Linked DNA regions of Homo sapiens: region 2 is linked to region 1. The links are chromatin contacts, found by Hi-C in ENCODE. All regions are on one chromosome and are shown on one strand. The core of a region is the stretch at or near the end of the contact, and the rest is flanking DNA. Distances in the headings are between cores, read along the strand shown.

Region 1 (3,260 bases), core at 313-2,812:
GTTGCATAAGCATTCTGGGAAGCTTATGCACATTTGGAAAGCTTTTGCCATATTGATGACTCACAACTTTAGTTTATTTTCAACTAAAACTTTTCCATACTTGCTAACCATATATCCTTTATCCTCTGGTGGTGGTGTTCTTTTTGTATCCAAGTGCCAGGTCTTAAAATTATCCCTTGTAACTTTCTTCTCTGTGGATTTGGCCCATCATTCTAGCCTGAGATCCTTTTGAATCCTGTCAGCCAATAGGTCCCTCTCTCTCTAAGCCTCATGTCATTAGCTAATTTAATAAGTAAGACTTGTGTCTGCCCTTTTAAAATCTGACCTTGTCAGAAGACTCCCTGGACAGTCAAGCTGATTACTACAGATACTCCCTCCATTTCTCTCTTACTGAAATAATTTGTGATGGCAGTCACAAATCTGACTGTCCCAAGATGCCAGGGCTGTCTCCTCTTATAGAGCCTCATGTGTGGCACTGTGCTTGTCTTGTCCATAACTGCACTTACCCTACTACACAGGGCATTTAATAAATGTGTTTAAATCACAGAATTTCATTGTTTTTCTGGCATGGGACAACAGGAAAGCCGATCTGGAAAAACAACAATAACAACAAGACAGCTGCTACTTTCCTCAGCCGTCACACACGCTGCCCACTTCACAACTATCTCCCCGGCCATGAACTTGAACTTGAGAGAAGAATGAGTATCAATGAATTAAGATGTTTTAGAAAGTATCTGAACATACAATTGAGCTGGCACTATTTTGTACATCAGGATTTTAATATTGCAAAGGACTGTATTGATTGCCTAAATCTAAAAATAATTTCATTAATGGAAGAAGATGTAATGTGATTTAATATGCAAATTAATGCTGCATTCACTGAAAACTATTAAACCAGCTCATTTAGCAATTTGAGTGAACATTGCTAATACATTTCCAGAGTTTTCTTTTTCCTCTACAATCATACTGAAAACTCCTGAAAGACAACAAATGTCTTTTAGTTCTGAATACTCTATATAGCAGTCTAGAAATAGGCCAAGCTAATGTGAGGTATAGTGCTTATTATTCTTTGAATGTTGTTCTAAATTAAGGAGACAAGTTGCAGAAAAGTTAACTACTGTGAACTGGAAAACCTCCAATTAAGTAGTTGGATTCCAACCTCTCCTTGACTCACAGGCTGGAGGACATTTATCAAAGCATAGGGACATCGGGACTGAAAACAAGGGCTGATTTAGACAACAAAAGCTCTGATTCACTCTCTCCATGTTGACAAAATATACTCTATACCCACAAACTTAAGCTGTGTCCATGCACACACAAACCAGTCTGAAACAAAAACAAGTGAGCATTTAAATTTAGACCAATTATGACAGCAAAAGCTGTGTTCTTTGGCATTCTACCAAACAAAAAGCTTCAGAAACCAGCACTTCAAATACTCCCCTGGTCCACACATGTATTCTAGCAGCAGGGACTGGCAATGGAGCTAATTCCAATCAACGAGGAAGCTATTTAGGTCCCACAAGGCTGACTCTGAGAGTCGCTGGGGGATGCTGGGGTGCTGGCTCCACTCGAGACGGTACAACAGCCCCTTCTATCCTCTCAGGGAAACAGGGGCAGCTGCCCAGGGGAGGCTCACACTGCACTTTCTCTCCCATCCTAAATCCTACAGCAGCCTTCACAGTTTCTCTTTTTATAATTTTATTTTATTTTGGTGAAATAGAGATAACAAAATTTGTCATCTTAACCATTATTAACAGACTTTATTTTTTAGAGCAGTTTTGAGTTCACAGCAAAATTAGCAGCCAAGTACAGAGATTTCCCATATACCCCTGCCCCCCTCCCTACCCACAGCTGCCCCATTACCACCTTTCCCCCCACCAGTGTGGTGCATTTGTTACAATCAATCCTACATTGACACATAACTACCACCTCAAGTCCATGTTTATGTTAGGGTTCACTCTTGCTGAATCCTATGGGTTTTGACAAATGTATAATGACATGTACCCACCATTATAGGAGCATACTAAATAGTTTCACTGCCCTAAAAATCCTCTGTGCTTTGCCTATTCATCCCGTCCTCTCCCCAACCCCTAATTCTTTTACTGTCTCCCTAGTTTTACCTTGCCCAGAATATCATCTAATTGGAATCAGTAAGTACTATTTTCAGATCAGTGTCTTAGTATTTCACTTAGTATTGTACATTTAAAGTTTCTCCATGTCTTTTCATGGTTTAATCATTTCTTTCACCTGTGGAATAACATTCCATTGCCTGGATTTACCACAATTTATTTATCCATTCACCTACTGAAGGATATTTTGGTTGCTTCCTAATTTTAACCTCTTTTATGTGTACAATTCAGTGGCATTACTTGTATTCACAATATTGTGCAACCATCACAACTGTCTATTTCTCAAACTATTCCATCACTTCAAAAAGGAACTCTGTTAAACATCAAGCAATAACTCCCATTCCTCCCAGCCCCTGGTGACTTACTTCCTGTCTCTATGAATTTACTTATTATTTAATATTTCATGTTAGTGGAGTCATACAATATTTGTCCTTTTGTGTCTCACTTGTATCACTTAGCATAATGTTTTCAGGTTTGTCCATGCCGTAAATATATCAGAACTCCATTCCTTTTTACGGCTAAATAACATTTAATTGTATGTATGTACCACGTTTTGTTTATTCATCACCTCTTGATGAATACTTGGGTTGTTCCCACCTTTGGCAATTGTGAATAATGCTGTAATGAAGATTGGTATAAAAGTATTTGCTTGAGTCCCTGTTTTCAATTATTTTGGGTATATATCCAGGAGAGGAATTGCTGAGTTATATGGTAATTCTATGTTTAGCTCTTAGAGAAACCGCCAAACTTTTTTTCAGCAACTCCACTATTTTACATTCCCACCAACAACACACAAGGGTTCCAGTTTGCAGCTTCTCTTAAACCCAAGCAGAGTAGTTAGTTCAAATGAAGGTTATCTTGAAGTTACCTGGCCTATTGATTAGCTGGCATCCTTCCTCCACCCTAGACTCTATGAGATAAATTTTACTATAAGCTATTATAATTTACCACTCTCAGGCCTACAGTTCTCCATTAGTTTCCCTCACTAAGACTTCTGTTTCTATGCTCTGGACCTCATTACTCTCCTAACATAACCTTGATTCACTCGCCGTCTGTTTTCCACCCTGCTGAAGCAGCCCAACACACCTCTGACTCCATAACTCATCTAAACCACCCATGCCAAACACTTTA
Region 2 (3,425 bases), core at 834-3,333, 230 kb before region 1:
TCACTGACCACTGTGATATGAGGAGGCAGCTAAACTCATGTCAGTCTGCGCATCCCATATCCTTCAAGCTGAGCAACTCTGTCCTAATCCTTTTTCTTTTTATTTATTTATTGAGACAGGGTCTCACTCTGTCATCTAGACTGGAGTGCAGTGGCTCCATCACAGCTCACTGCAGCCTCGACCTCCTGGGATCAAGTAATCGTCCTGCCTCAGCCTCCTGAGTAGCTGGGACTACAGGCATGTGCCACCACACTCAGCTAATTTTTGTATGATTTTAGACGTGGGGTCTCCCTATGTTGCCCAGGCTAGTCTCAAACATCTAGTTTCAAGCAATCCTCCTGCCTCAGCCTCCCAAAGTGCTGGGATTATGGGCAAGAGACACTGCACCTGGCCCTTGTCTGTTTTATATAGTGGGTTTCTACACAAGATTGTGTGTAAATGTGTTTTATAGCAAAAAAAATAGTTTGACAATTAGTAACATTGACCCAGCTGCTAATTGACAGTGAATATTTCACTTCAGTGACTCTACTTGTTTGTTGACAAAGCTACTACTGAGCAGGGGCAGTGATATTGTCAAGTCCTGTTTGTGTGTGTGTGTGTGTGTGTGTGTGTGTGTGTGTGTGTACAAATATTTTTAAATGCTTACCAATGGTTCAATACTGAATAAAGCCTATGTACTCCCAATGATTACTGTCCAAAATAGCATTATGCAAAGTACTTAACTGAGCTTCCACCTTATGATTCTAAAAGCTAAGCAAAAATGCTTGTCACTCTTTTGAAGATATGGGTTATAATTATTGGAGAAGCACGTTCACATGCAGTTTGACTCTTCTCCACGTTGGAGTAATTACCCTGCATTGTAGCTGGACTCAGGGGATTTTGAATGTAGTAATGAATTGCTGCGAACCTTCCAAGAAATACAGAACCATATGTCTCAGGAAATGGGTTGGAGGCTGTAGCTATAGATAAGAACGTGGGAAGGGAATGCTAGTACTTCTAAAGACAACTGTGTAAGGTTATGAATTGAAATTCATTGCTAATGTGGATGAAGCTGGAATGTATTTTTCCCATGATGTTTAGTGTGGAATTTGTCATAGTAGCAGGAAATTGGATGCTAAACTTTTAAGTTGCTTTCCAGTGATTAAAGAACAGAATGTCCAGATTCTTAGAATCTCCATACTAGAAGTTCAAATTTACATGTAGCTTATGTTATCTGGATGGCTACAATTATAAACTCTCAGAAGCTTAGGCCAGATCATAAAAAGGCCAAAATATGAGAATGAAACCACTGAGAATTAAAATACAGAAGTTGAAAGTCACCAACTGTAGAAGTTTCATATTCAAGAGATATTTTCTTTTTCCTGAGGAGACATTTTCTTTTTCCTGAGGAGATCAAAATCCAGTCAAATAATCAAATGTAAATAAAAAATATAACAATCAATCAAATCCATCTGTAGAAAGGATGGGATGTGTTTATAGAAGCCCAGTAATTCAAACCGAAGCTAGAAAAGGTGGTATCAAAACTAAAGATTTATAAAAATTTGTACTATCCAAGAAGAAGAGAGACTATATCTAGGTCACCTGAGGTAAATTCTATCAATAAATAAGGGTGGTTCACCAAGCTTACAGCCTGCTAAGACAATATTCCAGATCTCAAGCTTTCTTACAGACAGGAGACAATCTTTCAGATTTCAAGAAAGAAAGAATAGATAAAATAGACATCTACAGTCAGTTGACTTTAAGTAAAAGAGATAATCCTATATCATCTGAGTGGCCCTAATTCAATCAGTTGAAAAGCTTTACAGCAGAATGGTTTCCTGGAAGAAGAAATTCTACCTATCAGCTTCAGCTTGATACATTTTGGACTTGTCTAACCAGCTCCCACAACTGCAGCCTGGGTGACAGAGTGAGACCCTGACTCAAAAAAAAAAAAAAAAATCCTTAGTGTATATTGCCTATTAGTTCTGTTTCTCTGGTTGAACTCTGACTGAACTTCTCCATTAGTTGCCTGACAAAGGCAAAGTCTTCATCAAAAAGAAGTAAATAAAGAAAGAGGAAGACTAGTGTCAAGCAAACAGAGGATTAAATTTAAAGGAGTGATAAAGGGAATCCCCCGATGATGGTAACTGACTAAAAATCCCTGGGACAACACTTGTGAACCGTATTCAATAGGCTGTCTAACGTCCACAAGGTAAACAGGAACAGATACTTGCAAAGTGAAGTTTACTCACACGTGTCAGATTAGTGGAAGTTAGTAGCTTGAGAGGAAGACAAAAGTCAGAAAGAATTTAAAACATTATTGACAGTAATTCTTAGTGACTAAGACAAAAGTTGCCCAGCAGTTCATTGGTGGAACCACAGAAGTCTGTCTGGAGTTCACTGTAAGCCCAGGAAGCAGGGACATCAATGAGACTGTTCTGGAGCCTTGCATGTGCCATAATTATGCTTTTGCCTGAGATTACTATTAATATAAACTTCACATTCCAAAGAAGAATCTACTCTCCATTACAAAAGCCCAAGGTAAAGAAAGTCTGAGCAATGAACGCTTCACCATGGTTTCTTGTATTAGAGAAAATGAAGGTTTCTGAATAGCATTTAAAAAATGATCATGGAAATATGCCAGGAAGGAAAAGGTTTCCAGGAGGCAAAGGGGAATTAAAACATGTGTTGATAGAAAAATGTGTTTAGTTGATAGAAAGAAATTCAGAACTATTCAGGTTGTGCTGTGGAGAATAAAACTTTCGTACCAGAGTGACAACTTTGATATCTCTCAACTATCAGAGTCTATAAAGTAAAATCATGTTATTTAGATATCAGCATCATGTTTTTGGCTCAACTTAGTCAAAGACTAAATTTAATGCAACTTTAGATGTAAATTAGATTGTTAGGGAAAGGAATGCCTTCTGAAGTTCTGGGTAGTCCAGAAACCATCAAGTAATGAAATTAAGCAAGGAATTAAGAGCAGTGCATTCTATTAGACCTCAGGTAGGTTTATGAAATTTCATTTAGGTGAGTCATAGATGCAGAAGTGCATGAACAAGTTATAGATAGTAGTTATGGCTCTCAAGGATCAAACAAGCAGTGGCTTCAGGGCTTTAAAGATATTTCTTGTACATCATGATCTGAGGATTCTAATGAAAGAATTGGAGATACAATGCCTTATTCTTTAGTGTATTTTGTCTTACAGTAATAAAAACAAATGCATTTATATGTGTATATATGGATAAGCACTATAGTATTACAAATTAGGCAGACTGAGACATGAGGCATCCTGGTACCTTCGCAATTTGTATCAATAAGAAAGGAGCAGAAGCTGAGACTTTGAAGAACATAAGACCTGCCAATCTTGAACAGCTAGCTTCTGGGGGACTAGCCAGGAATTCCAATGCCCAAAAATCAAAAGATATGGAAGCCCAATGCTGAGT

What was found. Hi-C counts contacts between places; a loop is a spot of excess contacts on that map. Pooled maps may share reads with other maps.
Region 2: a loop to region 1 is called in a map of K562, with 2.4 times the contacts of the local background. The contact joins two enhancer-like sites. A Hi-C loop is called at or near these places in 1 of 168 maps with a recorded cell type or tissue (K562), 14 of 37 single-sample maps with no recorded cell type and 9 of 50 pooled maps.

Annotation. Positions count from the first base shown.
Region 1 is chr2:138,707,611-138,710,870 of GRCh38, forward strand. All of the region lies in intron 1 of NXPH2 (neurexophilin 2), which reads right to left. Among named protein-coding and RNA genes, the nearest start is that of NXPH2, 71 kb to the right of the region's middle. Within about 2 kb of position 1,563, at least 2 of the 41 ENCODE cell types and tissues checked have a DNase peak (open chromatin) inside an H3K27ac peak, as active enhancers do.
Region 2 is chr2:138,473,373-138,476,797 of GRCh38, forward strand. No RefSeq gene overlaps it. Among named protein-coding and RNA genes, the nearest start is that of SPOPL-DT, 27 kb to the right of the region's middle. Within about 2 kb of position 2,084, at least 3 of the 41 ENCODE cell types and tissues checked have a DNase peak (open chromatin) inside an H3K27ac peak, as active enhancers do.